Linked DNA regions of Homo sapiens: region 2 is linked to region 1. The links are chromatin loops, found by intact Hi-C in ENCODE. Cell type or tissue: mammary epithelial cell. All regions are shown on one strand.

What was found. Hi-C counts contacts between places; a loop is a spot of excess contacts. Peaks named below come from ENCODE experiments on the same cell type or tissue, not always from the same donor. Only the 100,000 strongest peaks of a DNase experiment are listed, where the experiment ranks them.
Region 2: it touches region 1 in a loop (4-fold over the local background); 6 of 110 quality-filtered maps call a loop at or near these places.

What each region holds. Positions count from the first base shown.
Region 1 is chr3:17,643,992-17,646,491 of GRCh38, forward strand. All of the region lies in intron 1 of TBC1D5 (TBC1 domain family member 5), which reads right to left. Among named protein-coding and RNA genes, the nearest start is that of TBC1D5, 97 kb to the right of the region's middle. In mammary epithelial cell, a CTCF peak has its summit at 1,281 (motif pointing right); a DNase peak (open chromatin) is centred at 1,290.
Region 2 is chr3:17,477,771-17,480,270 of GRCh38, forward strand. All of the region lies in intron 3 of TBC1D5 (TBC1 domain family member 5), which reads right to left. Among named protein-coding and RNA genes, the nearest start is that of TBC1D5, 260 kb to the right of the region's middle. In mammary epithelial cell, no CTCF peak of the experiment used is centred here; a DNase peak (open chromatin) is centred at 1,091.

The DNA of each region.
Region 1 (2,500 bases):
GATCTCATTCCTCAACCTGAAACCTTGCCACATAAGCATAAAATTATACCAGTAAGGAGATATCTCTCAGAATGGTGAATTCCAGAGCTCCAATTTTCAAGACTATTATTCCTATGACAGGATGAGGACCTGCAAACATGAATTATAAGCTTAAATTATTCACTTACTCTTTCACAAAAGGAAAGCCCATCAATCTAATGCCAAAAGACTTCAAGTTTATTTCTAAAGGTTTAAAGAAAGTGGTTTATTTATCAAAACTTTATCCTCTGTGTTTGTTGATTAAATACTTCAGTCTTACACTGAGGTCAAAGAATGTCAACCAATTACTATGTAAGAGAAGTCCTACTTCATAGCACTTAACGTCACCCAGAATACACGGAATTATTTTAATAGGCAATCTTGATACACTATTTATTCCCAAGTATATTTCAACTATTATAAGTAAAACCTACTTAATCTAATATCATTCTTCAAACTAAAATCACAGTAAACTAGCAACTAGCACAGTGCCTGGCACATAACAAATATTAATGAGTAAGTACTGACAACAATCCATAATTTCTTCTAGACTACTTCCACTGCAGGCTACAAAAGTTGAAGTTTCCTTCTGCACATTCAAAAAACTACACATTTTAATTACTTCTTAAGAAAGATATTAAAATGACTCAGAATCTAATCTAAGTGATGTGGAAATATATTCCTAAACTTTATCATCCGAAAACTACAATATTTTTGTAAAGGACATCAAGTCATTTTTAAAAGTGATTTATTTTCATAATGGATATTTGGGAGACAAAAATACACGAGAAAACAGGAAATCCCACTCATAATTCTGATCTTACAAATTACTGTCATGATTAGTCCTGGAAACTAGTGCAAGATTATGGTTGCAGGATTTATGATGACTTCATTTTTGGGTGAAAATTTTAATTTATTCAAAACAAAACAAAACAAAACAAAACACTCTTGGTCTAAAGCATGGCCATGAGCAAGATTTTATTTAAGAGTCTTAACTATTAAACGGGGTCACTGGGGAAGTTGTGGTAGTCATTTTCTGACAGTTGCTTAGAAAGCTTACAAGGTACCTAATTTGTATCTGCATATTCTCTGAAGATAAATATAAATATAATATAGAATACTGCTAGCCTATGCTTTAAAACATTGCTTATTACTGAAATGTCTATTGGAGTAGAGTGAGAAGAAAGAAATTGGTTATGCAATGCTTAGGAAAAACAGCTTCCTATTTTCTCAGATCCCAAATGACCAGAGGAAAAGTCTAACCAGCAGGGGGAGATACAGAGGAGAGTAGTAAGACAAAGAACAGGCTATAGGCAAGAAAAGCAGTTATAATTATAGCTGGGAACACGGAATTTGTTAAAGGAAGTCTACTGTATAATTATACTTGAAAATTTAGCAAGATGCCCAGAGGCTGACTCGCAGCTGTCAGGAACTGGTAACTCTACTTCTGTTCATGCAGCGACCACTTCGGCAACTAAATCCACTATCCAGACATTACTAGAATTGACATTTAGAGTAAAGGAATAGATGGGTGCATGAAACTGTTTTTCTACAATGGATGAAAGCATCCATTTCAACAAAGTAACACTCTCTCTTTAGTTTCCTTTCTAGGCTTAGGTTTCCTCTTTGTATCCTCTCCCTCACAGAACCTAAACATTCTCATAAAAGCTATAATCTAGGTACAAATCTCTTTCTTGAATTCTGACTAGACCATGAACCAATTCTACTACCAACTACAACTCCAAATTCAGCATGCTTACAATGAAACTTATTTCCCACCACCCTCACCTTGTCACAAAGCTCTTTCCCCTTCCCCCCTACTTTTCTATTTCTCTAGTAGCACCAGCATTCTCTCAGGAAAACATGACAACTCATGTCTCTCTTTCCCCTTCCCGATCTCCTACTCTATACTGATTCAAAGCATCAAATCCTATTCGTTTCTCCTTAAAATTCTGTCATCTATCAATGAAAGATGTATCAATGTTCTAATCCCTAGTGTCACACAGAGAATGGGACCTTATTCAGAAATAGGGTCTTTACAGAGGTAATCAAATTAAACTGAAGTGATGAGGATGGGCCCAAACCCAATATGACTGATGTCTTTATAAGAAGGGTAAATTTGGATGCAGACAGACACTCAGAGGGAAGATTAGGTGGAGACACACAGAAAGAAGATGGCCATGTGACTGAAGTAATATAATACATCCACAAGCCAAGGACTGCCAGCAAACAACAGTAGCTGGAAAAATCAGAAAGGATTCTCCCCTAGAACCTTTAGCCTACACTTTGATTTCTGGACTTCTAGTCTCTAGAACTGAAACAATAAATTTCTTTTGTTTTTAGCCACTCAGTTTTTGGTTCTTTGTTATGGCATCCCTAAAAAACTAAACAGCACCATAAACTGAATTTGGACTCAATTTTCTACCATCATCAAGCCCGCTACTTATCTCTGAATAGCATCCCATCCACCGATTTTGTCATG
Region 2 (2,500 bases), 170 kb before region 1:
TTGTTTAACAAGTTTAGAAGTATGTATACACATTGCTTTCTAGGTTATATTTTACTGAACTGAACTCTATTTCAATAATTCTTGTCTTTATAGAAATGTATCCACTACACCTTAGTTTTCCAATTCATAGTCATAAAAATGTTCACATAAGAGAATACTTGTATTGTCTTTTTAACCAGTTCATAATTCTGAATGGATTTTAGAAAGATATTTTAGAGGTTAAAAGACTCTCTCTAGAAATGTGATTGAAATTAAACTTGATTAAAGAATTTATTTTAAAGACCTCACTATACCTTTTCATATGCAATACATTTTTAATCTGGAAAATCCAGAAATTTAGGAAAACGTTTGTTTTTTTGCTTGTTTCCCATTAGCTGCTTTACTGTTGAGCTCTCATTGCTTCCATTATTTTTCAGTCAATTGTCTTAGGTTTTCAGTTAATTATTTTGTGTCTTTCGGTAATGCCATCTTTTTTTGGCTGATTAACATAAAATATTTACATATCATAAATGTTCATTTATTTTTGAATTAGTATCTGTGAAAAATTGATGGTATTAATGGCCCAATTACTCCCTTCCTAAACATATGACATTCAGGGTGTGACTTTCCAGCTTCTTCCATCAAAAGGTAGTGGCAACATAGTAATACTGAGTCTTCTAATCCATGAACATGAAATGTCTACTTATTTATAACTTTCCTTAATTTCTTCCAGTATTGTTTTATAGTTGTCAGTGTACTTCCTCTACTTTTGGTGTTAAATGTATTCCTAAATATTTAGTTCTTTTAATGCTATCATGAATAGAATTTTTGCTTAAAATTATTATAGGATTGTTCACTGCTAGTATACAAAAATACAATTTTTGCTACCTCTAACAATTTTGCTACCTCTAGCTGGCTTTGTTACTTGTCTTGGCCAAGAAAATGTGGCAGATCTGACAAGGTCACAGTACCAAGTCTAGATCTCATGAAATCCTGAAACCTGGCAGTTTGTTTACTTGGAAAGCTGACATCACCATGTAAACAAGTGATGGCTACCCTGCTGGAGGATGAGACATGTAGCTTACTGAATCTCCAGACACAAGTGACACAATCTTAGATCATCCATTGCTTAGACACGTAAGCAAGCTCAGCTCAGAGTAAGAGAATTACTCAACTTGCTCACTTTACCATTACCCATAATAAATGCTTACTATATTGTGTAACAAGTTTAGAAACAGTACGTCATACAAACCAAGTTAACTGATACACTATCTATGAATAACATGAAATATTAATGCTTGGTAAATAAATGGCTACACAGCTCATTTTAATCACTGAGCTAGATATATGTCATCTGAAAACATGCAAAGGCTGGACGTGGCGGCTCACATCCATAATCCTAGCTTTTGGGGTGGCAGAGGCAAGAGGATTGTTGAGCCCAGGAATTCAAGACCAGACTGGGCAAAGTACTGAGACCCTGTCTCTACAAAAATAAATTTAAAAATTAGCCAGGCATGGTAGCACATACCTGAAGTCCCAGCTACTCCAGAGACTGAGAAAAGAAGATCACTTGAGCCCAGAAGGTTGAGACTGCAGTGAACTGTGATCGCACCACTGTGCACAAGCCTGGGTGAGAGACACCCCATCTCAGAAAAAATAAAGAAAGGAAACACTTTCAAACAATATATCAAGGTGTAGTTCAAGAAATGATTCAAAACATAATATTAAAGTTGCAAAACTCTGTGATACATTTTTACTGAAAACTATCTGATAAATGGAATAAACATGTTTGAACTTTAAAAATCAGAAAAGAGGTCAGTCATGGTAGTTAACACCAGTAATCCCAGCACTTTAGTAGTCCGACATGGATGGAGCCCAGGAATTTGAGACCAGCCTGGGCAACAGAGTGAGACCCCATCTCTACAAAAAAATTAAAAAATTAGCCAGGTATGCTGTTATGTACCTGTAGTCCTAGCTACTCAGGAGACGGAGGCAGGAAGATCACACTGATTTCAGCAGTGGCCTGTTTGGTGGGGCCACTGTGAAGATGCTGGGTGCAGTGGGGGAGGCGCTAGCTGGGGCTGCATGCTCTATGAACCTGCGGGAGCGAGGGACAGGCAGGGAGCCCCTCTTCCTATCAAGTAGGCAGGGCTGGAGCCCCACGCTCTGGGGCACAGCTATAGCCACACAGCTCCAGACCAAGGAATCCCTGTGCTCTTGGGGTCCCAGGAAGCCCCTTGTCCCTGCAGCTTTGAAAGTGCCTGATCCTGTGGCCTGGCCTCTCCCTGCTCCTGGTGTCCGCTCTCTGGAGTGAAGCAAAGCTGTGGCTGAGTCCGGGCACTATTACGACCCAGCTGGGTGTGCACACACATAGGGCGGCACTGTCATGCCGGCCCCCTGCCACCTCAGTCCCTTCAGGACTTCGGGCACCAGCGAGCGCAGGAGAGAGGGTGATGAGCAGCTAAGGGTGGCTCAGCATGTGCCTGCAAGCACCCCTCAGCTCAAAAACCTGGGCGCCATG